Regions from separate parts of the Homo sapiens genome. Here regions 2, 3, 4 and 5 are each linked to region 1. Evidence: chromatin loops called from intact Hi-C (ENCODE). Cell type or tissue: K562. All regions are shown on one strand. Links, peaks and the distances in the headings refer to the core of each region. The heading gives the core; the rest is flanking DNA. Region 1 holds the start of METTL2B (methyltransferase 2B, tRNA N3-cytidine). Region 2 overlaps KCP (kielin cysteine rich BMP regulator). Region 3 has its middle 5.7 kb from the start of GARIN1A. Region 4 has its middle 55 kb from the start of METTL2B. Region 5 has its middle 15 kb from the start of IMPDH1.

Region 1 (6,119 bases), core at 1-5,000:
ATTATAGGAGTCTAAATTCTGTTTGAACAATCAACCAGAGAACTTACTATCTATCAAGTGTCCTCCTACATCTTTGGATGACTTTTTTTTCTTTTTGAGACAGAGTCTCGCTCTGTCACCCAGGCTGGAGTGCAGGGGCGCAATCTTGGCTCACCACAAGCTCCACCTCCCGGGTTCATGCCATTCTCCTGCCTCATCCTACTGAGTAGCTGGGACTACAGGCCCACGACCACGCCCGGCTAATTTTTTCTATTTTTTAGTACAGACGGGGTTTCACCGTGTTAGCCAGGCATGGTCTCAATCTCCTGACCTCGTGATCCACCCGCCTCAGCCTCTCAAAGTGCTGGGATTACAGGCATGAGTCATCGCGCCCAGCCAGATGACTTTTAACTATTAAAAAATCCTAGAAGTAGCCAGGTGCAGTGGCGCATGCCTGTAATCCCAGCACTTTGGGAGGCTAAGATGGGCGGATCACGAGGTCAGGAGATTGAGACCATCCTGGCCAGCATGGTGAAACCCCATCTGTACCAAAATACAAAAAATTAGCCAGGCATGGTGGTGCACACCTGTAGTCCCAGCTACTCGGGAGGCTGAGGCAGGGGAATCGCTTCAACCAGGGAGGAGGAGATTGCAGTGAGCTGAGATCGCGCCACTGCACTCCAGCCTGGTGACAGAGCGAGACTCCGCCTCCAAAAAAAAAAAAAAAAGTATGGACAGTTTAAATGAAGGCTGTTTTTAAGGTGATCATGACAGTCCCAGATTTCAGTTTACTGCTCTTGCCAGTTCAGGGGGCCTTGACTAGTGTAGTAGAAAGAATAAAAACCTAACAAATTGAGCAGGACGGTGACAATGGAAGTTGGAATCCACTAAGAAGTGTGTTAACAACTCACAACTCACCTGCTGAATCAACCAAGACTCCCTAAGAAACAGGATTTTAGTTCCACTACTGCTACTACTGACTGCTTACCTCTGGGAAAAGCACTTAATGTCCTGTGGTCCAAGTGTCTTTAACTATAAAAAGAGAATATTGAACCACATGATTTTCAAAATCCCTTTTAACTATTAACTTGCTTTGATCTAGTTGCTGTCAGACTATGCAGGGTGAATGTTTTGTAACTGGAACCTTTTTGTTGTACAGAACTCTTTCAGCAGGTACTAAATTTGTAGTGCTATCTTCAATTGTCTGGAACAATCAGTCCTAGTTTTACTATCTAGGGATATTTTGCAGTGAAATCATCAACCTCTCAAGCAGGGGCCTCCTTTTCTTTGGCCAGACTTATCTCCACTCTGCTGCATCCACCTTTCCTTGACTGAAGCCCTAAATTCTCATAACCATCACACAAGTAATAGACACACAGTCACCAGTCATTAGCCCCCCTCCCAACAATATTTAGAATCTAATCACTTAAATGAAGCTTCAATGGAAACATCTCCTCATGGAAAATGCAAATCATGTAAAAAGTACAGGTTCTAAGATGATCGCGTGACCACACAGTTGTCATTGGCTAGCCATATCAACGTGGATCTACTCAACATAATTAAAGACAAAATTACCCTCCTCCAAAGTAAAACTATATATTAAAAAAACCCTCTACGACTTAAGATTTTGTTACAATGCAGCCCTTTTCCCTCCTTGCTCATCCCCTCCCTGTCCTGCTCTACTCCTGAGATCCGCATCAGGCCAGGAATAAAGGATGTGGGCGGCCGCGGTTCCCTGGCCTCTCCGGGAGGGCGCGTTCGGCAGTACGCTGGCTGTTGATACCAACGAGAGCCCATTTAAGCGCACCTTGTTTCTCCTGGCACACCCGCTGGATACTGTTCTCCTGGACTTTTCTCTCCGCCGCCGCGGCTTGCTCTTCCGACCACTCCACATTGTCCCTGAGAAAATCAAACGGGCAGCTTAGGGGCTTCACGTCCTGGCTGCGAGCAGGGTGAGTCGCTGGCCTAGGAGTTTCTCTCCCCTTGGAGAGTGCCTCGGGTAGGGCAGCTTGACTCGTGGCCGGCGGTCAGGGGCTTTTCGGAATGCTCCGAGGCGGCGGGACAGACGGCCAGCGACAGGCCGGGCGAGGGGGCAGGGTGATTACCAGGCATTGTGGTGGAAGACGCGCGCCGGATCGCTCAGGAACCGGCTTCCGAACTGCTGCCTCTTATCGGCGAGGATTGCAGGTGCACCTTCAGGGTAGGAGCCGGCCATGACACCGGAGCCGGAAACACTTCACTTTCCGTAACGCGAGAACTTCCTGCGGGCCACGCCCTCTTTCAGAAGACGTGGAGTCTGGGCGGGAAAAAGGGTGGCGGGACAGGGCGGTCCTGGAGTCTGGTCCGGGTGGCGCTCGGGAGCTGTCGTTTGGGGCTTTCCCAGGGTTGGCGAAGGGCTCTCTAGGGAAGGGGACCAGGCAGGGGGAAATTCTCCCCGGAGGAGTCGTATCTCATTGATGAGGTGCTGATGGACGTGCAGGTTAGGCAGAAAGTGGGAGACATTCCACTTGAGGCCCAGTTCATTGCTGGGATCCTCTTAACAGGTTCCCCAGCTTCCCTCAAGTTGTAAAACAGGAATAATCTTGAATCATTATAAGAGTTGAGGCTACCTAGTTCCACTGCGGAGCCGATGTCCAGAACTGAAGAAGGTAGCAAGCAGCGGAAAGAAACAGGGCAATTTCCAGCTTCTATAGTCAGCTCTTCATAGTGTGGGTGTATATGTATACACAGTGTGTATATATATTTTGGTTGGGGTGGGGGAGATGGATATATGAAATTAGAGAACACGAGGCTTAGCAAATCAAATGGAATATCCAAGGACAATTTTTTTTTAATTATAACCATCTAACCTTTTTGAATCATCCATATTATATTTATTATAATTATCCTTATTAGCACAATTAAGATTGTAATACACACATACAGTTTGTCATAGTAATACATTTCAGCCTTACATTTCTATTTCTAGATCTAATACAAATAGACTCTCAAAAGAATCTAGAAGAAAGTATGTTATAGACATAAGGTTATTTGAGAAGACTTCCAAGAGAAGCATGATGAATACCACTTGGAAAAGAAGGAAAGGGCAGAGACCAAACAAGGACCAGCCCAATATCTCTTGGACTTTATTTAATGTCATAATGTCAGAATAAAGGGAAAGATGAATTTTTTTAAAAAAGGAAAGGGTTAGTGCAGTGCTAGACATAGCACATTGGTAATTAGTACTTTTTTTTTTTTTTTTTTGAGACGGAGTCTTGCTCTGTTTCCCAGGCTGGAGTGCAGTAGCTGGATCTCAGCTCGTTATAACCTCCATGTCCTGGGCTCAGGTGATTCTCCTGCCTCAGCCTCCTGAGTAGCCGGGATTACAGGTGCGCGCTACCACACTCGGCTAATTTTTGTATTTTTAGTAGAGATGGGGTTTCACCATGTTGCCTGGGCTGGTCCTGAACTCCTGACCTCAAATGATCTGCCCACCTCGGTCTCCCAAAGTGTTGGGATTACAGGTGTGAGCCACCGTGCCCAGCCAGTAATTGTTTATTCCATTGTAAATTCTTTCTGTAGGTAAAACTACAGGGAGCAATGAATGATTCTATACTTTTCCTCCAAAGAAATGGGAACAAGCTCTAAGCCTCTCTAATCAGGAAGAAAAATACACAAGTTAATCAAAAAGATAGTAAAGAAGTTGTACTTCATTTGAAGACAATATGCTTTTGCCATTCTTGTGGTCTTTGGAAACATTTTGAACACAAGCTCCATACCCAGAAACAAGTACAAGGAATTTTTATCTTTTCTCAAGGCCAGCTGTTTGCAGATATGGTGGTTGATTTACATTTATTTCTGGCATCTTGTTTTCTCATCTGTGGGCTTTTATTCTCCCCTCACTAAAAGCTGTTAGTGTTCCCAATCAACAGTCCCACTGGATATTTTCTTGCAGACAGCTCATTGTCTTCACTTGAATTTACTATATTAGTTCCAATGGAGACATTTTAAATGTCAAACAGCTTTGGCCTTTTTTCTATGAAATGTGCTAAAGTATCCTAAACTTAATTTTATTTTTTATTTTTATTTATTTATTTATTTATTTATTTTTGAGACGGAGTCTCGCACTGTCTCCCAGGCTGGAGTGTAGTGGCGTGATCTCGGCTCACTGCAAGCTCCCTACTTCCCGGGTTCACGCCATTCTCCTGCCTCAGCCTCCCGAGTAGCTGGGACTACAGGCACCCGCCACCATGCCCGGCTAATTTTTTGTATTTTTAGTAGAGATGGGTTTTCACCATGTTGGCCAGGATGGTCTCAATCTCCTGACCTCATGATCCGCCCACCTTGGCCTCCCAAAGTGCTGGGATTACAGGAGTGAGCCACCGCGCCCGGCCTAAACTTAATTTTATACAATTATATTTGATTGGCCTGTAAAACCTATTTTTCGAAGCACCTAAAATAATTTTGCATAAGTTTGACATGGCTGTGAGTTCTCTGGTGTCAGACTTTATACTGGATTGTAGCTTCAGAAACGCCACGTTTCAGAGGAACTAAGGGTCCCTCTGGTGGTAAGTAAGGAGAACTCTTATAGCTCAGTGGGTGGCATGGGTTTAATGCTTGTAAAGGTTAAAAACTCTCATTCTGGATTATTGCCTTAGGTTGTTAGCCAAGGACAAGGGTAGTTAATTGTTTTTTTTGTTTTTTTTTTGTTTTTTGGTTTTTGTTTTTTGAGACGAAGTCTTGCTCTGTCGCCCAGGCTGGAGTGCAGTGGCATGATCTCGGTTCACTGCAAGCTCCACCTCCCGGGCTCAAGCCAGTCTCCTGCTTCAGCCTCCAGAGTAGCTGAGATTACAGGCCACCGCCACCACACCCGACTAATTTTTGTATTTTAGTAGAGACGGGTTTCACAATGTTGGCCAGGCTGGTCTTGAACTCCTGACCTCAAATGATCCGCCTGCCTCAGCCTCCCAAAGTGCTGGGATTACAGGCATTAGCCACCCCACCCGGCCTTTCTTCTCCTTTTTTTCTTTGAGATAGGGCATCACTCTGTCACGCAGGCTGGAGTACAGTGGCACGATCACAGCTCACTGCAACCTCTGCCTCCCAGGCTCAAGTGATTCTCCCACATCAGCCAACAGAGAAGCTGGGACTAGAGGTTTGTGCCACCATACCCGGATAATTTTTGCATTTTTTGTGGAGACAGTGTTTTGCCATGTTGCCCAGGCTGGCCTCGAACTCCTGGTCTTGAGCAATCCTTCTGCCTCGGCCTCCCCAAGTGCTGGGATTACAGACATGAGCCACTGCACCTGGCCTGTGTTTTCTTATTGCAAAATAAATTTTTTATTATAGAACGTTTAGAAGATATCGATAAAACAAAAGAAAATACTTCTTCCCACCATTAATTTGACTCATTAATGCTTTGGCTTATATCATCCTAGTGCTTTCTAATTTAGTTATGTAAGTGACTTTACATTAAAATAGTTTCAGAACAAAATGCTTTGTGCTTTTTTTTTTAAACAATTACATTCATCTGGCCGGGCACGGTGGCTCACACCTGTAATCCCAGCACTTTGGGAGACCAAGGCGGGTGGATCACGAGGTCAGGAGTTCGAGACCAGCCAGACCAAGATGGTGAAACCCCCATCTCTACTAAAAATACAAAAATTAGGCTGGGTGTGGTGGCTCACGCCTGTAATCCCAGCACTTTGGGAGGCCGAGGTGGGCGGATCACGAGGTCAGGAGATCGAGACCATCCTGGCCAACATGGTGAAACCCCATCTCTACTAAAATACAAAAAATTAGCCAGGCGTGGTGGCACGCGCCTGTAGTCCCAGCTACTTAGGAGGCTGAGGCAGGAGAATCACTTGAACCTGGGTGTTGGAGGTTGTAGTGAGCCGAGACTGTGTCACTGCACTTCAGCTTGGGCGACAGAGCGAGACTCCTCACACACACACACACAAATAATAAATAAATAAATGATAAATAAATAAAATTAGCCGGGCACGGTGGTGGGTGCCTGTAATCCCAGCTACTCGGGAGGCTGAGGCAGGAGAATCGCTTGAACTCAGGAGTCGGAGGTTGCAGTGGGCTTAGATCGTGCCACTGCAGGCCAGCCTGGCAACAGAGCAAGACTCCATCTCAAACAACAACAACAACAACAA
Region 2 (6,119 bases), core at 582-5,581, 400 kb before region 1:
ATGATAACCTACCTTTGCAATACAGGTGAACGTTATCCTTACATAGAAAAAACAGGCCGAGGTTGGTAGCTCACGCCTGTAATCCCAGCACTTTGGGAGGCCAAGGTGGGAGGATCACAAGGTCAAGAGATCGAGACCATCCTGGCCAACATGGTGAAACCCCGTCTCTACTAAAAATACAAAAATTAGCTGGGCATGATGGGGCATGCCTGTAGTCCCAGCTACTCGGGAGGCTGAGGCAGGAGGATAGCTTGAACCCGGGAGGCAGAGGTTGCAGTGAGCTGAGATGGTGCCACTACACTGCAACCTGGCAACAGAGCGAGATTCTGTCTCAAAAAAAAAAAAAGAAAGAAAAAACATACTTTTTTTTTTAATGATAATCCTATTTTCTCCAATTTGGTTTTTTTATTTGGGTTTTGGTTTTTTTGAGACGGAGTCTCGCTTTGTCGCACAGGCTGGAGTGCGGTGGCACAATCTCGGCTCACTGCAACCTCTGGATTCGAGGGATTCACCTGCCTCAGCCTCCCGAGTAGCTGGGATTATAGGCATGCGCCATCAAGCCTGGCTAATTTTTGTATTTTTAGTAGAGATGGGGTTTTAACATGTTGGCCAGGCTGGTCTCGAACTCCTGACCTCAGGTGATCCACCCGCCTCAGCCTCCGAAAGAGCTGGATTACAGGTGTGAGCCACCTCGCCGACTTTTCTGTTTTTTGTTTGTTTGTTTGTTTGTTTGTTTTTTATGGTGGTAAGACACTAAAATGTACAATCCTAACCATTTTTAAGTGTACAGTTTGTGGTATTAAATACGTTCATAATGCTGTGCAGTCATCCCTGGCATCCATCAGGGAGGGCTGCTCTGATCAACACTTGCTAGGGGGTGCTTCAGGGGAAGGGAAGAAGACTAACATTGATTAAGCACCTGTTCCATGCCACAGACTGTACTTGGTGCTCTTAATAAAGTCTCTCGCTTCATTTTCATAGTTACCCAGTGAGGGAAGTATTATTAATCTCTTTTTACAGATTAAGAAACTGAGGCTCAGAGAGGTGGATTAATCCAACCTAATAAGCACAGGCACTGAGTGCTGGCATCAGGATTCGAACCCGGGATGCCTGGCTGTGTGCTTCCCTGCGCAGTTGTAGCCACACTGTATTACAGATAGCGGGAGGGAGAGCAGGCCGCAGACTGGCCATTTTTAGTGACCTCAGGCTAAGGAAGCCATGGTTGGTCTGTTTCCAGTCACCTTGCACCCCCACCCGGCCCCAAATAATAGCCTAGCAAAGTTTCTTTTAAAACGTGTAAACTTGACTGAATTGAAGAGAAAGAGGACTTATCCTCCCTGGAGTCAAGGTGCTGGGATATGGGTATGCTCAGGAGTTCGAGTTAGAAACCTGGGGACACAGTGCATGGGGACAGCTGGGATTTCCAGCCCTGTGCCCCTCTTTCTGTCCCGCACTCTGGATTCTTGTCTTCACAGAGGCCTTGAGTAACTGTTCAGAGGGCCTGCTGGGATCTGAGCTAGCCCCACCAGACCCCTGCTACACGTGCCAGTGCCAGGTGAGCCCTCCTGCCTTGGGGACTCACAGAGCCCCTCTTCTTCCTTCTCTGTGGGCTGTGGCTGCCACTCCTCTCCCGCAGCAGCTCCAGGGCTCTCCATTCGCCCTGACATTTGCCCACTTGTCCTGACTGTCACATCCTGCCTATGCCTTACTCCTCCACCAGCTCCCTGAGATCTGCCATTCTCTACCTCTTGTGTTCACATGGGCAGGACCTGACATGGCTCTGCATCCACCAGGCTTGTCCTGAGCTCAGCTGTCCCCTCTCAGAGCGCCACACTCCCCCTGGGAGCTGCTGCCCCGTATGCCGGGGTAAGTGCCCAGCCTTGGCCTCCACCCTCAGAGAGGAGCCCAGGGGGAACACAGGAAGGGGAGGCATTCATGGGCCAAGCGGGCAGCCCAGGGTTTGTACTCGGTTTCTAGAACAGAATGCAGGGTTCATTCTTTTCTAGAAATGGAGGGGGGCTGTTCTTGAGGTGGAGAAGAGACCCATGAGGCAGGGGGAAGCTGGGATGAAGCCTAGATTCTCAAGGTCTGGCCTGATGCCTGTCAGGGGGCTCAGGATCCCCAGGCCCATGAAGAGGGCATTGCACTGCTGAGCGGGCAGCTGGCCCAGAGTGGGGTTCCAGCCTCTGGCCCTTTGGGCTCCTAGGACCCTAGAGACATCCTGAGCTCTGATGTGAGGCCTGATGTCTAATAGGCCCTGTGGATATTGGCTGAAGAAATCAACACCATCAGGGTGGTAGGGACACGGAGTGGGTGCTTTCCTGCCGTGAAATGCTGGGTAAGCTCCAAGGAGGGAGGATACAGCAGGAGGGACAGTGCCTGCCCATCCCATGTCTCCCCCCTCAGAATGTGTGGTGGAGGCCGAGGGCCGGAGAGTGGCAGATGGAGAGAGCTGGCGGGACCCCAGCAATGCGTGCATCGCCTGCACCTGCCATGTGAGCTGGGGTGGGCCTGGGAGGGTGGAGGATCTCGCAGATGGATAAAGGGAGGAGTGTCCAACACTCCACCAGCAGATATGGGGTCTTTAAGGGTCAGGGGCATCCCTGCACCGGGGCATGGAGCCGAAGGCTGGATTTCATTCCCCTCTTGAACTGTGAAGAATGTATTGTGGGAGGGGCAGGCAGAAGTCCATGCCCAGAGGCCCCCAGAAGCATGAGGCTGGGGACTCCGGCCCTGCAGAAAACCCCAGAACAATGATGTCTGTCCTCAGCGGGGCCATGTGGAGTGCCACCTCGAGGAGTGCCAGGCCCTCTCCTGCCCCCATGGCTGGGCGAAGGTGCCCCAGGCTGACAGCTGCTGTGAGCGATGCCAAGGTGCGCAGCCAGGGTGATGGGGGAGGGGTAAGCCAGACCTTCTGGGCATGTGGGAGGAGCAGCTGACCCTCCCAGCTCCTATCCCTTCAGCTCCCACCCAGTCCTGCGTGCACCAGGGCCGTGAGGTGGCCTCTGGAGAGCGCTGGACTGTGGACACCTGCACCAGCTGCTCCTGCATGGCGGGCACCGTGCGTTGCCAGAGCCAGCGCTGCTCACCGCTCTCGTGTGGCCCCGTGAGTGCCGCAATCTAAAATGGTGGGGAGGGTCAGGGTGGGGGCACATGGTACCGCCATCCTGGTGTGACCAGGCATCAGAGAGGGAGGCTGGGCTCCTGCCGCCAGCTGGGAGCTGGGGACAGTGCTGTTCCCAGTGCGACCACGATGTGGTGCCCTGACCTCACTCACAGGGAGCCTGGGAGCCAGAGTCCTGGAGATCCCTGGAGACTCCTGGGAGATGCTTGGTTTTCTGGGAGGGTCTGCGAGAGGCATGGCGGGGAGGGCGGTGTGTCTGACAGTGTCTGGGGCTGAGTGCAGGACAAGGCCCCTGCCCTGAGTCCTGGCAGCTGCTGCCCCCGCTGCCTGCCTCGGCCCGCTTCCTGCATGGCCTTCGGAGACCCCCATTACCGCACCTTCGACGGCCGCCTGCTGCACTTCCAGGGCAGTTGCAGCTATGTGCTGGCCAAGGACTGCCACAGCGGGGACTTCAGGTGTGCATCCCCTGTCTCTCTTCTCCCCAACCCCTACACCCAGCCCTGCTGACCATTGGCACCTGGGACTTTCCTGCCCACAGTGTGCACGTGACCAATGATGACCGGGGCCGGAGCGGTGTGGCCTGGACCCAGGAGGTGGCGGTGCTGCTGGGAGACATGGCCGTGCGGCTGCTGCAGGACGGGGCAGTCACGGTGAGCAAAGCCGAGGAGTGGAGGAAGGTGGATCCTGTGCTGTCCACCCATGTGCCTCGACATCACCCCTCCTCCCACCTCCTTTATCCTCCAGGTGGATGGGCACCCGGTGGCCTTGCCCTTCCTGCAGGAGCCGCTGCTGTATGTGGAGCTGCGAGGACACACTGTGATCCTGCACGCCCAGCCCGGGCTCCAGGTGCGGCTCCAGGGCGAGTCTGGGTGGGCTGCCTGCTGGGAGCTTCAGTCCTGTTTAGGCCTCTGTATCTGTAGAGGGGGTGGGGATGCCAGCTACCTCCTAGCCAAAAAAGGCAAGGAGTGGGGTACAGGGGTGTGAGGGGAGGTGGATCAGGGTCAGAGATCTCCCCAGGCAGTCAGAGGAGTTCTGAGTTCTGAGCCCGATTTCTAATCTCGGCTCAGCCTCTTAAGCCACCACCAGCCTCCTCTGGGCCACAGATTTCTCGTCTGTAAAGTGGGGAATGGGAAGGGTCAGTGGCAGTGGGGAGGATGTCAGCTGAAGTCTCCTGGGGGGGTGTCTCAGGTTCCTTCCAACTCTCATGTGGAAGAGTAATTTGCCCCCTGCCCCCAGCAGGAAACACAACTCGTAAATTCGTAGAATAAGGGTGTACACTTCTAATCCGGACCCTAATTGTGCTTTGTCCTCTGCAAGGCCCGAATGCCCATGAGAAAGTGAATCCCCGGAAGGGGGTTGCATTTCACCTGGGGCCCAGTGCAGGGATGGCAGCAGGAGAAGGTGCCCTCATGCAGGAGCTGTGGGCAGCTCCTCCTGTCATCTGTCTTTGCCCAGGGCTGGCACAGAATGTATCCACTTGGCCTTGGCCAGGGTGGTGTTTCTTCCAAGGGGAGCCTCCACCTGTCCATTCTCCTCCCCTACAGCACTGGCCGCACTGAACACAGTGCCTGGGGCCATGATGGACCCTGGGCTTCTTAAGGCCCCTGTCCTTCCCTGCTCCCCAGTCTCAGGCCTCTCCACACAGGTGCTGTGGGATGGGCAGTCCCAGGTGGAGGTGAGCGTACCTGGCTCCTACCAGGGCCGGACTTGTGGGCTCTGTGGGAACTTCAATGGCTTTGCCCAGGACGATCTGCAGGGCCCTGAGGGGCTGCTCCTGCCCTCGGAGGCTGCGTTTGGGAATAGCTGGCAGGTGAGTGGTACAGGAACCGGGGATGGGGATTAGGGGAGACGCAGCTGAGCATGAGTCTCAGAGCAACCCTCTGGCATGGAAAGCAGGGAAGGGGGGCGAAGTCACACAAGATAGGCTTTTGGGCTTTCAGGGAGGTGTGGGGGCTTCTTGCCTGTCTTGGTGCTGGAGAGGTAGGGTGGCTTGTCAAAAGAGGCCTCATTGGCCGGGCAGGGTGGCTCATGCCTATAATCCCAGCACTTTGGGATGCCGAGGTGGGTGGATCACCTGAGGTTGGGAGTTTGAAACCAGCCTGACCAACATGGAGAAACCCCATCTCTACTAAAAATACAAAATTAGCCCAGCCTGGTGGTGCATATGCCTGTAATCCCAGCTACTCGGGTGGCTGAGGCAGGAGAATCACTTGAACCCAGGAAGTGGAAGTTGTGGTGAGCTGAGATCGTGCCACTGCACTCCAGCCTGAGCAACAAGAGCAAAATTCTGTCTCAAAAAAAAAAAAAAAAAAGAAGGCTTGTTACCTGAACCCTCAAGCCTTGCTTTGCCACTCACTGGCTGTGTGACCTTGGACAAGTGCTGACCTACTCTGGCCTTGGTCTGTCCTTCTGTAAAATGGGGACAAAAAGAAGGTAGACAGTACTTCATTTGCTGTTCTTTTAGGGAGGTTTTGGGGACTAAAGCAAATGACTGGGTGGGAAGTGCTTTGAAGAGCACGGCATGCAGAGGCCAGCTGCCAGTGGTGCTGTCACGTCAGGGCTGCTCTCCCCACCCAGGTCTCAGAGGGGCTGTGGCCTGGCCGGCCCTGTTCTGCAGGCCGAGAGGTGGATCCGTGCCGGGCAGCAGGTTACCGTGCCAGGCGTGAGGCCAATGCCCGGTGTGGGGTGCTGAAGTCCTCCCCATTCAGTCGCTGCCATGCTGTGGTGCCACCGGAGCCCTTCTTTGCCGCCTGTGTGTATGACCTGTGTGCCTGTGGCCCTGGCTCCTCCGCTGATGCCTGCCTCTGTGATGCCCTGGAAGCCTACGCCAGTCACTGTCGCCAGGCAGGAGTGACACCTACCTGGCGAGGCCCCACGCTGTGTGGTGAGGGGGTGATGCCCGCTGCAGGTTGGGGGAGGCTCAGCACAGAGAAGAAGGGCAGCCCGGAGGGCTCAGGGCAGGACCAGGCCGGGTATGGCGAGTCTCGCAGGGGTA
Region 3 (6,119 bases), core at 337-5,336, 190 kb before region 1:
ATTTGAACCCGGGAGGCGGAGGTTGCAGTGAGCCAAGATTGTGCCACTGTACTCCAGCCTGGGCCACACAGTGAATCTCTGTCTAAAAAAAAAAAAAGAAAGAAAGAAAAAGAAAATCGGCACTTCTTTTTCCATTCCAGGCATCAGCGAGGTAGGTGTAAGAGCTGGTGTTCAGGGCCGGGCGCGGTGGCTCACGCCTGTAATCCCAGCACTTTGGGAGGCCGAGGCGGGCGGATCACGAGGTCAGGAGATCGAGACCATCCCGGCTAAAACGGTGAAACCCCGTCTCTACTAAAAATACAAAAAATTAGCCGGGCGTAGTGGCGGGCGCCTGTAGTCCCAGCTACTTGGGAGGCTGAGGCAGGAGAATGGCGTGAACCCGGGAGGCGGAGCTGGCAGTGAGCCGAGATCCCGCCACTGCACTCCAGCCTGGGCGACAGAGCGAGACTCCGTCTCAAAAAAAAAAAAAAAAAAAAAAAGAGCTGGTGTTCAACAGTGACCCTATTGTTTTTGTGGTGGGGGCCTTTGCCTAGAGCAAGGTCAGTGTGGAATATACAGAGAAGGATGGTGTCTAGCAGCAACTACCTCCTTTCTGCTGCCCTCATCTGTGCAAAACTTATCACAGCCTTTGAAGAAATGGTGGGGGGTGCCACTTGACAGTAATAGGACATTATTCTGAAGCCAGAAGCTGTAGACATCATGTCCCTTGAGGCTATTCTGAGCTGACTGCTGAAGATGACCTTCCTGCACTGAGATTGTAGGATTTGGGGAAACCAAGGCTGTATATTTGCTATTGTTTATCCCATACTGTTCTTGCAAACAAAACAAAACAAAATAAAAATTTACTGGGACACCATTGCCATGGTACCAACTTGTTCCCTTTACCTGCTATCTCCTATCTTTGGTACCGGACAAGAAACTTTCACCCAAGGACTTGCTCTTCAGGTTGCATCAAGTTGAAGAGGGATGAAGTATTAGTTATCCTTCTCAGAATGTCCTTCCTAGACTATGCAGGACAACTACCAGGCTCTCTTGCCTTGGTGCTTATTCAGCGAGCAAGCCAATGGGTCAAATCATTCTTTCACATCTTTTAAACTCTCAAGACACACACCGTGGCTGTCAAGACACACATCTGCCTGTGACTGAGGCTCAATCTCCTAGCACTTCTCTTCTCATCAGGGGAGACACGTGCTTCTCACTGGTGTTTCCCTGAAGCTGTACCATCAGAAGCAGCTTATATCTTATTGGCTTATATCTTCCTAAGACTTGATCATTAGAAGTGGAAACTAACATTTATCTTTTTAGCATACAAAGTTTGTAACACCAGAAATTCAAACCTTCAAAGTTGTTACTTTTGCTTTCTTATAATAGTACTCCCTATTCTTGACATGTTTTTCTCTTTTCCTTGTAAAAGAAATAGGAAATTTCTTTGACAATGTTTGCAGCATATAAACCAAAAATTTAGATGACAAGAACATCAGCATGACCCCAAGTGCTAGAGTACCTCATTTATTTATATGTTTATTAATTTTTAATTCTTAACCTCCTAAAGTCCATCATTTACTTTTAAAATAGGTTTTTAAGTAAGTAAGACATTTACTTTTATTTTACATTTTACTTTACTGCAACATTATTTGCAATAGCAAAAGACCAGACGACTTGAATATCCACCAACAGGGCACCACTTAATTAAATTATGATACATCTGTATGATGTAATGTTAGGCCATTCATAAAAAGCCCACTTTATATGTACTGATATAGAATGATCGCCAAGATTATTAAACTTTAAAAAGATGCAGAACAGTGTATATAGTATGCTAGCACAAGGATATATATCCATATATACTTGAACATGCACAGACAATTTTGGGAGGAGAAAAAAGGAAATGCTAACAGTGATGGCCTTAGGACGGGGAGGGGGCAGGGATTGGTATCTTTGGTGAAACAAAGACTTACTTTTCACAGAATACCTCCTTTTTTGTACTATTTGAAATATTTTTGTACTATTTGAAATATTTACCATGGGCATGTATTTCTTATTTAAATAAATAAACTTTAAAGGTGTTAAAGAAATTCCCTATGTGCAGCTCTACAAATATTTACTGAGGAGTAAATATACACAAAGTATGGTAGGTATTAAAATAATCATTACTGGCTCTAAGAGTGGTCTGATCAGAGTTGTGGACATGTAGATGACGCTCATTTGGAGATAACTGTACTTCTTGAGATAGAAACGTATTTAAAGAAATAATGGCTTAAAAATTTCCAACTGTAGTGACAACTATAAATGTACAAGTCCACAAAGCTCAATAAACCCCAAGCAGGATAAACACAAATAAATCCTTATGAGGCACATCGTAATCAAATTGCTGATAGAAAGAAAACCTTAAAAATATCCAGAGGAACCAAGATAAGAATTACAGCAATCTTCTTGCTCCAACTGTTGAAGCCAGAAGGCATAAACATCTTAAGATTGCTGAAAGAAAAAACTGCCAACTCAGAGAATTTTATGTTCAGTAAAAATGTCCTTTAAAAATAAAGATGAATGTCTGGGTGTGGTGGCTCACACCTGTAATCCCAGCACTTTGGGAGGCTGACGCAGATGGATCACTTGAGGCTAGGAGTTCAAGACCACCCTGGCCAATATGGTGAAACCCCGTCTCTACTAAAAAATACTAATAAAGGAGAAAGTTTATTTTAAATTAGTAGTTCATGGTGCATCCCTATAGTTCCAGCTACTTGGGAAGCTGACGTGGGAGGATTGCTTGAGTCCAGAAGTTCAAGTCCCACCTGGCCTGGGCACCATGTTGAGATTCCCATCTCTAAAAAAAAAAAAAAAAATTTGAGGGGAACTAAAGAATTTTTCAGCTGGGTGCGGTGGCTCATGCCTGTAATCCCAGCACTTTGGGAGGCCGAGGTGGGTGGATCATAAGGTCAGGGGTTCGAGACCAGCCTGACCAACACGATGAAACCCCATCTCTACTAAAAATACAAAAATTAGCCGGGTGTGGTGGCGCGTGCCTGTAATCCCAGCTACTCAGGAGGCTGAGGCAGGAGAATCGCTTGAACCCGGGAGGCGGAGGTTGCAGTGAGCCAAAATCGCGCCACTGCACTCCAGCCTGGGTGACAGAGGGAGACTCCATCTCAAAAAAAAAAAAAAAAAAAGAATTTTTCAGACAAATAAAAGCTGAGAAAAATTGTTTCCAGTAGACCCGAACTACGAGAAACACTAAGAGTTCTTCAGGAGGAAGAAAACCACCACCAGATGGCAGCTTAGATGTACACTGATGTAACGACTAATGGCACTATTTTTTTTTCAACTTGCTCTTTTCTCTTAAACATATTTTTGAGATACTTTTTTAAGGATAGTCTTTCCATGGCACTAGTGAGACATTTTTAAAAGCCCTTTGTAATTTTAAGCCATTGATGTTTTGAGATTGTTTATTACCTCAACTTAACCTAGCTAATCCTGTCTGGTAACAAGAAAAAATTCTTGAAAGTAGAATTGCTGTGTGAAAGGATGTATATGAGTTGGGTGTGGTGGCTCACGCCTATAATCCCAGCACTTTGGGAGACTGAGGTGAGATTGCTTGAGTCCAGGAGTTTGAGACCAGCCTGGGCAACACAGTGAAACTCCATCTTTATAAAAAATACAAAAAATTAGTTAGGCATGGTGGTGCATGCCTTTGGTCCCAGCTTCTCAAGAGGTTGAGGTGGGAGGATCACTTGAGCCTGGGAGGCAGAGGTTGCAGTGAGCCAAGATCACGCCACTGCACTCCAACCTGGGCAACAGAGTGAGACCCTGTCTCAAAACAAATAAATATTTTTTTTAAAAGAAGAGTGTATATGCTGATGGATACTACTGTGATGAACTTCATAACAAGTATACAAATTTAAATTTCCACCAACAATGTTTGAGAGTTTGTGCTTCTCATAAATCCACCATCTCAGTATGTCATAAAGCTTTTGAACTTATCAGGCTGAAAGTTTTTAAAATGATATCTCAATGTAATTTTAATTGGGCATCTCTTCATTTATCTCATTGGTTTTTATTCTATGAATTTTTAATTCATAACATTTGCCAATTTTTCTATTAGGCTATTAGTCTTTTTCTTATCTATTTTATAGGCAATCTTTTTATATTGCAAAGACTGAGTTGTCATTTTTTCCTAGTTTTTTATTTGTCTTTGAATATGTTTACTGTGTTGTTGCCTTGTGGAATTTCTTTTGGTAGTTAAATTTATCAATATTTTCATTTATGGCTTTTGGATTTTTGTATGATATTTTGACAAAGTTTCCCCATTCCAAGGTTATACAATCATTTCCCCATGGTTTCCTGAATGACTTTTACGGTTGTTATCTTTCTATTTAAGCCTTTAATCCATCTAGATTTTTTCCTGGTGTGTGATGTAAAGTCTAGAACCAATGTGGTTGTCTGTATTTCCCCAGATGGCTATCAATTGTCCAGTGTCACTTATTGTATAGGATGTTACATCTTTCACCACTGATTTGAGATTCATTCATTTAACAAATGTTTATCAAGTATCTACTATATATGGTAGGCACTTTCCTAGATGCTTGGGATAGATCAGTGAACAAAATAAAAAGGCTACGTTTATGCGAGGGGATTCCAACAATTAAAAAAACACAATAAATAATCGCATAGTGTGTTAGGAGGTGGTCAGTGCTATAGAAAGAAAAGAAGAACAGGATGAGGGGGACCAGGAATGTTGGGGATGGATGTGGTGGAAGGCTGTGCTATTAAATAGGCTGGTCAGTTTAAGCCTCATTGAGATTCATGAGGACAATACCACCTTTCTCATAATCAAAAGTCTTAACTATAATAGGCCAATTTCAGAATTTATTTTACATTGCTTTCATCTGTCTATTCACACTCTGGTACTACACTGTTTTAAATATTGAGGATTTATAGTATTTCCAAACTTTACCAGGTTAGTTTGAAGGAAATAATGTTTTCTTTTTTTTTTCTTTCCACAGGTGTTATCTCATAAAGGAGATAATTTTTAAGGTATGAAATTTGAAATTTTTTTTTCTTTTGGGGCACAGTGGCTCACTACTATAATCCCAGCACTTGGGGAGGCCAAGGTGGGTGGATCACCTGAGGTCAGGAGTTCAAAACCAGCCTGGCCAACATGGTGAAACCCTGTCTCTACTAAAAATACAAAAATTAGCTGGGCATGGTGGCGCAGGCCTGTAATCCCAGCTACTCTTAGGAGAATCGCTTGAAGCCGGGAGGTGGAGTTTGCAGTGAGCCAGGATGGTGCCACTGCATTCTAACCTGGGCAACAGAGTAAGACTCCATCTCAAAAAAACAAAAACAAAAACAAAAAAACTATGGAGTTAAACCAATGAATTTTTTTTCTTTTGAATAGCAAGGCATTGCATATTTGGCAGGTTTTTAAAAATTGTTTGCAGCAATAGAAGTAATTGTTTACAATTGGTTCCTGTTTCTGACTGGATAAAACTCATAGTAGCAAAAAAACTTTCACAATAACAGCTCCTGAAAAGTTGAAGTTGGTCATAAAATAAATTACTAATTTTAAATTCATAAAAGAAGTACCTGACTATAACTGCCAAACATGAAGGTATCAAAGTACTAATGTACTCATGTCCTTGTACAACTGACCTGTATCAGAGTGCCTCATTTTCAAAATTAGGACTCTCTCATATTTCTACAATTTCCAAATGCATTATCAATTTTTTCATTGTTTTTGAAATCCGAAGAATTTTTAACATGACTGTAAAAGTATTTAAGGATATTTATATCTTCAAATGTTACAAAATTATTATTATTAAAAACAAACATAAAATAAGGTAAAAAGGAAATGAATAACATTAATATCCATATCTAATCACTGGGATTATACATTCACAGTGCAGGCCAGGTGCGGTGGCTCATGCCTGTAATCCCAGCACTTTGGGAGGCCGAGGCAGGTGGATCACTTGAGGCAGAAGTTCAAGACCAGCCTGGCCAACATGGTAAAACCCTGTTTCTACCAAAAATACAAAAATTAGCCAGGCATGGTAGTCCACACCTGTAGTCCCAGCTACCTGGAAGGTTAAGGCATGAGAATTGCTTGAACCCCAGGAGGCAGA
Region 4 (6,119 bases), core at 635-5,634, 55 kb before region 1:
AAACTTGAGACCCATCAAAGAAGCCCATTTTTCCAACTAAACCTCAACACGCCTTCTCCTTGGAGAAGCTACTAACTAAAGCACGAGATCAACACCCAGGTTGCCACGAGACAGGATTTCTTGAAAAGCACAGAAAGAAATGTTGTATCACATTGGTTAAAGATCAAAAGCTCAGCCAGGCACAGTGGCTCCTGCCTGTGATCCCAGCACTTTGGGAGGCCGAGGCAGGTGGATCACCTGAGGTCAGGAGTTCGAGACCAGCCTGGCCAATATGGTGAAACCCCGTCTCTACTAAAAATACAAAAATCAGCTGGGCGTGGTGGCGGGTGCCTGTAATCCCAGCTACTCAGGAGGCTGAGGCAGGAGAATCATCACCTGAACCCAGGAGGTGGAGGCTGCAGTGAGCCGAGATCACACCATTGCACTCCAGTCTGGGTGACAAGAGGAAAACTCTGTCTCAAAAAAAAAAAATCAGTAGCTCATACGTTCACACATCTCAAGCCCAAGTAATATGATCTTGGACCAATGAAGCTTTTAAATAAAATATTGTAAATATACTTTGCGTACTGTATTAAAATCAAACATTTTACACATTGTAAAATCATCCTATGAGAGCAGAGGGGTGGACCAGTGGGTACATAAACATGCATAGGAAACTATAACATTGCTTAACTTCATACGTGCCCGTTAATGGGGGCCTAATCTAATATTATGCTCCTGCAACAAAAATAAAAACTAAGAAGGAAGAATGAGAAGAGCAACAAACCAGTCTGGGGGTGCAACCAGTAAAGAGTCTGCAGACTTCACAGAGGCCAATGTTTCAATACTCTGCCATGTAACTACCTCCAAAGTCCAATGTAACAAAGCTATGCAATGCCTTGTAATTTTCTTTCTGAATGGCTGACAAATTTTAACAAAATATGGCATAGAATCTATACACACATCCTGTTAGTTTCCTTGTAACAAGAACCATGAGAAACCTCTCCTATACCAGAAAGGAAGAAGAAACATATATTCCCATAAAGAACATTTTCAAACCTACCATGTTAAATGACTACTGGAATGACTAGTAGGATCTAAAAGTTCACTGAAATTAAGACCCAAATCTTCTCCCCTGCAAACTATCAGAAGGGCCTACCCAAACTGCTCTTAATCATTTAAAAAATGTGTTTAAACTAGAATATGAATAGTGTTCATTATCATCATTTTACTCACCTTACTAACACCTACTCCAGTAAACCTGGCCTCTAATAATTCCTGCCGTCGTGGGTCCAGGCTATGCAATTCTTCCATTATTTCTACTGAAAAAGAAAGAGTAGGCTGTGAAACCATAAACACTAAAATGTGAGGAGGCAATTTTTTGTAGAACAAAACTCACAGTAATTATTTCACTGAAAGATCAAATGCAGGTAAATCTCAAGTAAATATAGCATACAAGTGGTAGACTACTATGTGCTGCATCAAACGGTAATATATTGAAAAGTTTTAAAGCAGCTCAGAAGTCCTCTTCTATGACAGCCACTTATTCTTCCCTGGTTCTGATTTGATTTTAACAGCAAAAATAAACCCCTCAAACCCTTCACATAATCTCTGCAAAAGTTGAGCACAGGGGAAAGAACAAAACAAGAACTAGCCTGCAAAAAGAAAATTCCTTCTATCAGCCTTCGAATCTAGCTAAGTATCTTCAGATATTTATTTCCCACTCAGGAAGTAGTCCTTAAACTAAAAATATGAATCATTGACAATAATTTCAAAAGAATACAGGATGAATCAGAAGCTACAAATAACTGCAAAAACACTATTATACAGCTCCTTTCTCTGAAGAGCTCACAGTAGCTCATGAGAAAAGGAATTATTTTAAATTTAATAGAGAGCCCATGGTAAAACCATCCACCTCCATTCACTCAGTAAATTAATATAGCTCCATAACAATCCCTTTAAAAAATCTTTTTCTGACCACTCCCTGCATTAGTTTTCTCTTGATTCTGGACATCTGCTTTTAGCCCTTCTTCCAAGCAGGGAGGGGCAGGAGGACACCATTTTTAAACTTCCATAACCAATTAATGCACAGGCTACTTTCAGCAAATATGTCCATCCTTTGCAAGAGACCAACTCCTACACAACCCATTGAAAACCTCTCTTTAATATTAACAGTGGAAAAGAAACATATTACATAGAACCCCTTCGAACACATTATTAAGTAGTTGGAATGGTTGGTGTGATTTTAAAGTTACTGAAAAGATGAATCGAACATTCTCCTCTGCAATCCAACAACTCTACAATCTCCAGTAACAACCCCCTTACAAGTCCTTCAATTTCATTTCCCTTCCTGGATTGAGAGCCTGGGGCAAAGGGGAATGAAAAGGTGACAAATTAAAGTTTCACCCACACATGCAAGTGCAGGTTAGAGAGAGAATTAGGAAATTCTCAGAAAGGCTGAAATGCATCTTCGCAAAAAGAAAAAGAAGGAAAAAAAGAGACTGGGAGAATGAGTTTCCCCCGTGGCCTTCCTTGCGTCTTGCCCTGCCCTAATCGAGGTCGAGGTCGAGGTCGGAATGGCAGAGGCTGCAGTCTCTCCCAAACCCCAAGGTCTCTCGCAACACTTACCAAACCTCCATTCCCCAGGCCCGGCCCGGAAAATGACGCCCCGGCGGTTATTCCGTTTAATGCCAACTCATGTTAAGGAAATAGCCACTCCGTCTAATTCCAGCGGGGCCTTGGACTGGGATCCTCCCTGCAGCCCACAGCCAGGAAGCAGGAGCGATGGGGCCTGGTCCCGGCGCCCCTCGCCGGCTCCAAACTTTCCCCAACTCCAGGCCCACCTGTCACGGAGGAAGGGAGGGCCGGCTCTCGGGGGCGCCCGGGAGGCTGCCGAGGCCTCCAGCTGCCGAGGGGCCCCAGTCTCTCCTCCGGCCGCCGGCCCCAATCCCAGGCCGGGGCCGCCTGGGCCTCCCCCATCTTCTGCCCGGCCCCTCAGCGACCCGCAGCCCTCAGGGAGCCCCTCCCGCCTCAGCGCCCAGGAGCTGCGGTCCGGAGCCGACACCGAGCTGGGCCCAGGTCGCAGGCTCCTCAGGCCAAAAGGGTCCCCGGGACGGTTAATGCCCCAGGCCTGGCGCCCTCCCCCGCCCGGGGCTCAGCCTCTCACCTGCCGCCGCCGCCGCTCCACGCTCCTCCCGGGAGGGGCCCCGACCCGACCCGGCTGCGGGCCGCTCCGCTCTCCCCCTGGGCAGGCCCGGGGCGGAGCCGGGGCCTCCCCTGAGCGCCGCAACCCCCCGCCCGGGCAGCAGCCGCCTGCGCCGGGCTCCACGAAAGGGCGGGCGGGGGAGGGGGGGCACGAAGGCCGCAGATCCCCGGGCTCGCGTACAGAGCCAGGCGCCCGACGCGGGCGCGGGACCGGCCTCCTGGCGCTGGACAAAGGCCAAGGGAGGCGCAGAAGGGCCCAGGCCGGGCCAGGAGGTGGGGGCCCGCTCGGCTGGGGGCCACTCGGGTGCGGCGCGGAGGGCCGGGGTGGGTCGGAACCGCTGGTGCCCAGGACCCGCCTCCGGCCCCTTAATCCGGATCGGTTCGGTCCGGATTAGTACTGATCGGTGTAAACACACTAGTGAAACCGCGTGTTTCCTCGCGAGATTTGCACGGCTGGGAGGCAGGGGGGGTCCTGGGGGGTGGGGGAAGCGCCGACAGTGGGAGAGGAGGGGGAGGGGACGAGGAAAGTGCGGAGTGGGGGGGGTCCCCGCTGCCCCGGCGCCCCGCCTCCTCCAATCAGCGGCCGCGCTGCCGGGCAGGGGTTAACCAGGGCACCCCGCGCCGGCTGAGGAGGCCGCACCTCGCCGGACGGCTGAGGGCGGGCGACGGGCGGCGCCGGCGGACGGGCCGCGACGCCAGGGAAGGTCAGGCGGCCCGGGGCGTCCTGCGACTGCCCGAGGTCGGAGGCCCGGAGGACCCGCCGCCGCCTTTGTGTCACCAGCCCCCGCCCCGCTGGACTGGCCCGGGCCGGGGCGGTTGGGCCGGCGCTGAAGAGGCTTGGCCGCCCGGGTCCACCCGTTCCCGGATCCGCCTCGGCGGCCCCCGCGCCCGCCCAACCCCTGCCCAACCCCTCGGCTCCGCGAGTTTGGGTGAGAAGTGCGGCGGCTTTTCCCAGGGATGGAGTTTAGAGGACGCTAATCCTATGTGCGAGCGGCGGACCCCGCCCGGATTTCCCGGAGGCGCCCGGTTAGTGAGGCGACGGCGCCCACCCGCGTTCGCGGGCTCCCGACCGCCACTCCCCGGAGCCGCCGGCCCGCCCCAGCCCCGCGCGTCGCCCCGGAGGGCGGGCTGCACTCCCTCCACGCACCTGGCTGGCAGAGCGTCTCCAGGGACAAAAGGTGCCCTGGCATCAAAGCCGAGCCCCCGCCCCCGCCGGGATGCTGCCCTCCGGAAGGAGGGGCGCTGCCCCCAAGGTACTCTCCCCGGGCACCCAGGGGGAGGTTCCATTTCAACCTCCGATGAAAAACACGGCCCTCCCGGGTATTTAGGAGGGTCTGAGGGTAAGTGCCAAGATGGAGAAAACACACCGGCCCCTCACAGAGTATCTCCTGAGGAATGACAACTATCTAGTGGGCAAGGAGGGCTTCCTGCATAGCAGAGGGCACCCCCTCTGATCCCCCAACGCCAAGGGAAAAAAATCACTCTTCACCGGCTCCCCTGAGCCAGGACAGGCTCCAGTGCAGCCACCCACCTTATAATTTTCCGCGGATGCTGCCTTGATCAGATAGATCTGAAGATGACTTTAAGGACTACAAGCAAATCTCAAGGGAAAAATTCAGACCTTGAACAACAGCCTTGAACTTTTTCAGGGTTAGACAAGTACTCCCCTGTGGAGTTTCTGCCCTTATTTCTTCGTTCTTCTGTTAATTCTTCCATATTTTAACAGAACACAGACCTGCCGAAACGACACAGGATGGCGCTTTGCTTTTTGTTAGTTCTCCAACCTTCCAAACCCTTGGGGCACATGCAAGCACTGTGGAAAAACTCCATTAAACCAAGAGTCATCTTACTCCAGATCCCAGACTGCTTGGGAAGTTGGACATGCATATTCCCAAAGAGAACAGTGTTGGAAGGAGACAGGAGAGCAGCTCGGGGGTTGGGGGTAGAGGGTAGGAAAAGAGGGCAAGATGGATGACTACCACTCGAGGCCAGCCTCCACTGCCTGTTAGGGCAGTAGAACCTAAGAGCCGGTCCAAGGCAACACAAAAGACAGTGAGGCTAGGTCTTTCATTGCAGCCAACGATCAAGAAAGCAACTCCATCAAATGACACTGTCTTTTAAAAAAAAATTTTTTTTTTGAGACAGAGTCTCGCTCTGTCGCCCAGGCTGGAGTGCAGTGGTGCGATCTTGGCTCACTGCAACCTCTGCCACCCGGGTTCAAGCAGTTCTCCCTGCCTCAGCCTCCTGAGTAGCTGAGATTACAGGCACGCGCTACCAGGCCCGGCTAATTTTTTTTTTTTTTGGTGGAGTCGAGGTTTTGCCATGTTGGCCACGTTGGTCTCGAATTCCTGACCTCAGGTGATCCGCCCATCTCAGCCTCCCAAAGTGCTGGGATTTCAAGCGTTAGCCACCGCGCCCGACCAAATGACACTGTCTTAAATGATTTAATGTCTTAAATCGGGAAAGGAGAGTAAGAGAAAGCACTCAACGGAGTCAGAGGTGTCTTGCAGCCTAGCTCTTTCCACAGACAAGCTACATGGGCCTATCATCTAACCTTTTCAAGCTTCTCCGACTGCTTCTGTGTTGGAGGGATTTGGGCTAGAGGATCTTTTTATTTTTTTTTATTTTATTTTGGTGACGGAGTCTCTCACTGTCGCCCGGGCTGAAGTGCAGTGGCGCAATCTCAGCTCACTGCAACCTCTTTCTCCTGGGTTCACGCGATTCTCCTGCCTCAGCCTCCCAACTAGCTGGGATTACAGGCGCACACCACCACACCTGGCCTATTTTTTGTATTTTTAGTAGAGACGGGGTTTCACTATGTTGGCCAGACTGGTCTCGAACTCCTGACCTCGTGATCTGCCCACCTCGGCCTCCCAAAGTGCTGTGATTACAGGCATGAGCCACCGCACCTGGCCTGTGATCCCATTTTTCAAAGT
Region 5 (6,119 bases), core at 403-5,402, 51 kb after region 1:
TGTGTGTGTGTGTGTGTGTTTCACACCTACTTGCACACTTGTGTCCCCTCATGTCTTCAGGTCTGTCATGGAAGTGAGGAGGGGAGAAAGGGAGAGAATAAACTCTTAACAGAGTACCTGTTCTAAACCAGACACTTGATGATTTTTAGCTTGTTTAATCTTCACAACAACCCTGTAGTGTAATTTTGTCATCCAGCTTTACAGATGAAGAAACTGAGATTCAGGGATGTTATGTAATTTGTCAAAGGACATTGTGCTCACTTATGGTCTTGACAGTAGTGTTTAATTTATGTCTGCTCTGTCATTTCCAGGTTGACCCCTAACTCAATGCTGAGGGTTTGGCATCCAGGACAGGGCACAGAAGAAAATCACTGATTGAGCGCAGTTCAAAGAAATGGTTAAATATTTGGGCTCGGGTCAGACTGATCAAATCCTACTTCTGCCCCTTTGTCATGTGGCCTCGGCATTAGGAAGGTGCCCTTTGTGTGTCAATGCCTTTAAAAAAAATACCACAAATTTACCTTCAAGTAAATTGTTAGGTCCAAACAACTTAATAAGTATTTATGTCCTAACAACTTGGCTATTTAAAAAGATAATGCACATAAATAGAAAAAAAAATTGTTTCTTGCTTAAATTACCAGTTACTTACTAATGGGATAGCTATGCCTATTGGGCACTGTACTACTTCCCCAACTTGGGAATCAGATTGACCACCACCACACTGATATCCTATTCCATGCCGATTTTCAGGCTGAAAAATCCAGTTTTGCAAAGATATTATGTCATTAGAAGGAATGCATCGCCATCTACTGTAAAAATGGTGAACTACCATAAGCTAACACAATAGTTCCCTTGGTGCCCGGTCTCGGCTCACTACAACCTCTGCCTCCCAGGTTCAAGCAATTCTCCTGCTTCACCCTCCTGAGTAGCTGGGATTACAGGCACCTGCCAGCATACCTGGCTAATTTTTTTTTTTGTATTTTTAGTAGAGACGGGGTTTCACCATGTTGGCAGGCTGGTCTCGAACTCCTGACCTCAAGTGATCCACCCGCCTTGGCCCCCCAAAGTGCTGGGATTACAGGCGTGATCCCCCACACCTGGACTTTCCTTGATATTTTTCAAATATCATGTGGAATCTCTGTGAATCCATTGTGGAGACTTGGAACACCTTAGTGAACAGTTTGGGAATTGTGGTATTAGGGGCTATCTAAGGTCAGCTGGGCAATTTACGTATCCTATCAGCACGTGGCTGGTATACCTAGCTGATGGGATTTGTGAGGAGGTTTAAATGAGAAGGTGTTTATAAAGCCCCCACACATGGCACTTGGTGCTGTACATTAGAAACACCTGGAGGAGCTAATGAACCCACAGATGTCTGGAACTCCACCCACGGATTCAATGTAATTGGTGGAGGAGGGGCCCAGATAGGAGAGTTATTTAAGAACCCCAGGAGATTTTAGTGTGCAGCAAGGTTGAAAATCACTGACCTACCACATAGTAAATAGAATATTGTGGAAATAAAGGTAATATTTTTATTATGGTTAGGAAGAAAGAATGCAAACCCCATATCCAAAGGCCTGGGTTCTAGAACTTCTTTCCCATTTACTGGCTGTGTGCTCTTGGGCAAGCCACTTACTGTCTCTTAACCTTTATTCTTCCGTGTACAAGGAGGATAATCATTTGTGTCTCATCTTAAGTCACAGGATTATGATGACATGTGAAATAATGAGTGTAAAACTGTCCTTTTTTCCTTTTTTTTTTTTCCCCCCAGACAGATTCTTGCTCTGTCCGACCAGGCTGGAGTGCAGTGGCCCGATCTCAGCTCACTGCAACGTCCACCTCCCGAGTTCAAGCAATTCTTCGGCCTCAGCCTCCTGAGTAGCTGGGATTACAGATGTCCCCCACCACGTCCGGCTAATTTTTGTATTTTTAGTAGAGACGGGGTTACACCATGTTAGCCAGGCTGGTCATGAACTCCTGACCTCATGATCTGCCCACTTTGACCTCCCAAAGTGCTGAGATTACAGGCGTGAGCCACCACGCCCAGCTGAAACTGTTCTTTAAACTGGGTAGCCTATACCAATGTAAGGCAATGTTGAGGAGTAGATGCGGCCTCTTTCCTCAAAGAGAGATCCAGAAAGGCTTCTGAAAACCCAAGACACTTGAAGACCATTGTCCTCTAGCAGTCTGAACACCATGGAGAGGCCCACAGCTGTGAAGACAGAAAGGGATGGCCCCGGTTCTACCAGGGCCCCATTCCAGTGAATGAAGGCAAAGAGCCTGCCTGAGCAAGGAGTCACTGCAGTACTGGAGAGTCCCAGAAGGGGGCAGTCTTGTCTCAGCACCCCCCGACATGGATTCAGGTGCAGCCATCCAAGCCAATTTGCTTTGAAAAAGTTTATGTGACTGTTTACAGATTTAACTTATTTTTATTAGCCACTGTACCATGGTACACAAAGTAATTACAAACTCAAGATTAAAATTAAGGCCATGTTGTAAAAACTAAAAAATTAAAGCTAATTTTTGTTTTTTTTGAGATGGAGTCTTGCTCTGTCGCCCAGGCTGGAGTGCAATGGCACGATCTCGGCTCACTGCAACCTCCACCTCCCAGGTTCAAGCGATTCTCCTGCCTCAGCCTCCTGAGTAGCTGGGATTAGAGGCGCCTGTCACCACGCCCGGCTAATTTTTGTATTTTTTAGTAGAGACAGGGTTTCACCATATTGGTCAGGCTGGTCTCGAACTCCTGACCTCAGTTGATCCGCCCGCCTCGGCCTCTCAAAGTGCTGGGATTACAGGTGTGAGCTACCGCGCCTGGCCTAAAGCTAATTTTTAATGTGCTTAAGGTTCTTCGGTAAGAGAGTTTAGCAAAACAATTTCTCTAGATTTCTTCTTTTTAATCACCATTTTGTCTTTGATTATGACATCTGTATTCATACTAGGCTTATATTTCATCCATGCAAGTTAGGTGTGCACATGTAATGAAAACAATAACAATGAAATCATTCCAATAGTTAGGAGATAAAACACTAGTTTTAGTGAATTAACAATAATACTTCATCCTTTCACTCTGAACACAGCCCGAGGTCAAGTGAAACCAAGTCTCAGGCTGCCAGAGCTCATGTCTGCAGAGTGTGTATGAAAATTCTCAGGGCAGCTGTTTGGCTTCAACTATCATGGTAATAATAGCTTTATGAAGCAACTGCTATGTGCCAGGTGTTTACTTAATATTAATAAACTGCTGTTCCTCATAGCATGTTAACAGAAGTCACTATCATCCTCATTTTTCAGAGGAAGAAACAACCCAGAATGCCTGTCCATGGTCATATAGCTAATATGGAAGGAACTAAGGGTTTCAGCCAGGCTTCTGTCTGCCAAGCTCATGGACATTCACCACATCACTCAGCTAGTCCCCATAACTTTGGCCAAGGGACTCTCTGGGATCTACTCCAAAGCCTCAGGCAGGACTATGGAGGAATATCTTTTCCCACAGCTCCCTGCTCCATCCCACATGATTTGCCCTACAGCATGATGAACCTCAGGTCCAGGGGGGTACCTGCCACCTACTCCCAGAAGTGGAATTAGGGCATGGCTGCAATAAGAATATGAATCCAAGGAATGGAGTAAGGGGCATAAGAGTTGGATTTCCAGCCTGTTTGTTGCTGGACTTAATGGGAACTATGTTTATAAACCATGTGGGCTCTTCCTGAATCTAGAAGAAAGGACAGCTGAAGGGCCTGTGTAGTTGCTGGGCCTCTGCACCCAACCAAGGCTTTCTGTGGCAACTGTGAAGAGGTTGTTGAAGATCCTGGATGGGATTAATCTTTGTAATAATGCAACTCTTTATGGTCGGGCACGGTGGCTCACGCCTATAATCCCAGCACTTTGGGAGGCTGAGGTGGGCAGATCACGAGGTCAGGAGATCAAGACCAGCCTGGCCAATATGGTGAAACCCCATCTCTACTAAAAATACAAAAATTAGCTGGGCATGGTGGCATGCGCCTGTAGTCCCAGCTACTCAGGAGGCTGAGGCAGAAGAATCACTTGAACCTGGGAGGCGGAGGTTGCAGTGAGTCGAGATCGTGCCACTGCACTCCAGCCTGGGTGACAGAGTGAAACTGTGTCTCAAAATAATAATAATAATAATGCAACCCTTTATAAGCACCCTTTTCACTTAGTGTTGCCCTGCATCTTCTAAATCATCAACAGTAATTAGTAATACACATGGTACACATTAAAGCTGTTCACCAAATTTTTCCTCCTCTCTGCCTTCTGGCCACTTGAAAGGATTGTATTCCCTGGTCACTTGTGATTGGGTGTGGCCATGGACTACAGTAGTTGTGGCCAATGGGATTAAGTGGAATTGATGGTATCACTGCTGGCCTGGAGCATTTTATTGACTTTGTGAGACCTTCAGAGCTCTCTTCCCCTCTGCCACAGCTAATGGCACGGTTCCAGATAGTGATTGCTCCATCAGCCTGGGTTTTAGAGTAGCCCCATCTGACCCACAATGGACATGCAGAGTAAATGAGAAATGAATTTTTGTTATGTTATGCCAGTGAGTTAGGTTTTTGCTGTTCTTACTGCAGCATAACCTAGGCTATCCAACTGGTAGATTGGATTTATTAGCCACCTGGCACTGTGCTCTCAGTTAAGGTGGAGTAAATGAATCATTTAAGGAGCAGTAGGTGTGGTAGAAAGAGAATGGATTGGCTGGGCTCCGTGGCTCATGCCTGTAATCCCAGCTCTTTGGGAGGCCGAGGTGGGTAAGTCACCTGAGGTCAGGAGTTCGAGACCAGACTGGCCAACATGGTGAAACCCCATCTCTACTAAAAATACAAAAATTAGCCGGGTGTGGTGGCGGGTGCCTGTAATCCCAGCTACTCAGGAGGCTGAGGCAGGAGAATCACTTGAACCCGGGAGGCAGAGGTTGTAGTGAGCCAATATTGCGCCACTGCACTCCAGCCTGGGTGACAAGGGTGAAACTGCGTCTCAAAAAAAAAAAAAAAATAGAATAATGACTTGTGTTTGTGTAGTTGTTGACACGTTTCAAAGCACTTTTAAGTAACTTACTTCATTGGTTACCTCACCTAGCATTTAATATATTCCACTGCAATGACAATCTTCAGAAAAAAGGGTGTAAACCACTAGGAAACTGAGGCCGAGATGTGACAGGGTCAGGGCCAGGGCAGGGGAAGCTGACACACTCATGCAGAGGGGCCCTGCAGAGAGAGAGCTGCTGCAGAAGCCTCCATCTGCTCACGAGGCCTCCTTCCTCCCGCCTGCCAATGCCAGGATAGGTGCCAGGCCTGGCTCCCATGCCAGCACTCAGGGACACAGTGGCATAGTAGCTATGCATGCAGTGGGCTTGTCACACATATCCCACCCCAGACCCTCCCCTGCTGGCTCAGGATGCTAGGGGCCACAGACATTTGCTCTGTTGCAGGTCGGTGGTGACAGAAGCTTTCTAAACCTCTTCCTAAATCCGCTCTCAGTCTGAGGAGAATCCTTTTTGATATTGTTGGCTAGAAATTGAACAGGACAGTATCTCACAGCATGTCAAGACTACAGGCCAGGTGCAGTGGCTCACGCCTGTAATCCCAGCACTTTGGGAGGCCAAGGTGGGCAGATTGCTTGACCCCAGGAGTTCAAGACCAGCCTGGGCAACATAGTGAGACTGTGGCTCTACAAAAAAAAAAAAGTTTTTAAAATTGCTGGGAATGGTGGTGTGTCCCTGTAGCCCCAGCTACTTCGGAGACTGAGGTAGGAAGATCACTTGAGCCCAGGAGGTTGAGGCTGCAGTGAGCTGTGTTCGTGCCATTGCATGCCAGCCTGGGCAACAGAGGGAGATTCTGTCTCAAAACAAAACAAAACAACAAAAACAAAAAAGACTGCAGATACGAAGTCCTTTTCTCTTTTTTCAGTGTATGCAGGGAGAAGAAGTCCTAGGGCATCCATTCTCCCTCTCTCTCTCTCACACACACACCCCCTACACACACTTACACACACATACAGACACACACTCCTACACACCACACCACATAACACACACACACACCCCACACACACATACACACACACACCCCTACACACACCACACATACCACACCACACACATACAC

The links. A loop is a pair of places that touch in the nucleus more often than their neighbours do. Peaks named below come from ENCODE experiments on the same cell type or tissue, not always from the same donor. Only the 100,000 strongest peaks of a DNase experiment are listed, where the experiment ranks them.
Region 2: it touches region 1 in a loop (6-fold over the local background); 65 of 110 quality-filtered maps call a loop at or near these places.
Region 3: a loop joins it to region 1, with 7 times the contacts of the local background. A loop is called at or near these places in 6 of 110 quality-filtered maps.
Region 4: it touches region 1 in a loop (4-fold over the local background); 35 of 110 quality-filtered maps call a loop at or near these places.
Region 5: it touches region 1 in a loop (3-fold over the local background); 39 of 110 quality-filtered maps call a loop at or near these places.

The regions. Positions count from the first base shown.
Region 1 is chr7:128,472,841-128,478,959 of GRCh38, reverse strand. METTL2B (methyltransferase 2B, tRNA N3-cytidine) reads right to left here and starts at 2,212. Exons shown (of 9, transcript NM_018396.3): 1 at 2,085-2,212; 2 at 1,787-1,878. The coding sequence starts at 2,194. RefSeq lists enhancers at 1,936-2,105, 2,326-2,375. In K562, for the core only: CTCF peaks have their summits at 2,151 and 4,526 (motif pointing left); DNase peaks (open chromatin) are centred at 1,678, 2,219 and 4,563; H3K4me3 peaks cover 1,658 bases.
Region 2 is chr7:128,877,373-128,883,491 of GRCh38, reverse strand. It overlaps KCP (kielin cysteine rich BMP regulator), which reads left to right. Exons shown (of 40, transcript NM_001366122.1): 30 at 1,476-1,555; 31 at 1,767-1,866; 32 at 2,407-2,495; 33 at 2,771-2,873; 34 at 2,964-3,106; 35 at 3,407-3,579; 36 at 3,663-3,774; 37 at 3,869-3,970; 38 at 4,770-4,934; 39 at 5,702-6,008. Among named protein-coding and RNA genes, the nearest start is that of SPMIP1, 14 kb to the right of the region's middle. In K562, for the core only: a CTCF peak has its summit at 3,256; DNase peaks (open chromatin) are centred at 3,271, 3,555 and 3,718.
Region 3 is chr7:128,663,531-128,669,649 of GRCh38, reverse strand. No RefSeq gene overlaps it. Among named protein-coding and RNA genes, the nearest start is that of GARIN1A, 5.7 kb to the left of the region's middle. In K562, for the core only: CTCF peaks have their summits at 600 and 3,274 (motif pointing right); DNase peaks (open chromatin) are centred at 653 and 3,269.
Region 4 is chr7:128,528,827-128,534,945 of GRCh38, reverse strand. No RefSeq gene overlaps it. Among named protein-coding and RNA genes, the nearest start is that of METTL2B, 55 kb to the right of the region's middle. RefSeq lists silencers at 2,842-2,961, 3,072-3,621. In K562, for the core only: no CTCF peak of the experiment used is centred there; DNase peaks (open chromatin) are centred at 2,565, 3,255 and 3,755; H3K4me3 peaks cover 2,735 bases.
Region 5 is chr7:128,422,167-128,428,285 of GRCh38, reverse strand. No RefSeq gene overlaps it. Among named protein-coding and RNA genes, the nearest start is that of IMPDH1, 15 kb to the right of the region's middle. RefSeq lists a silencer at 2,235-2,394. In K562, for the core only: CTCF peaks have their summits at 798 (motif pointing left) and 2,323 (motif pointing right); DNase peaks (open chromatin) are centred at 802, 2,345 and 4,345.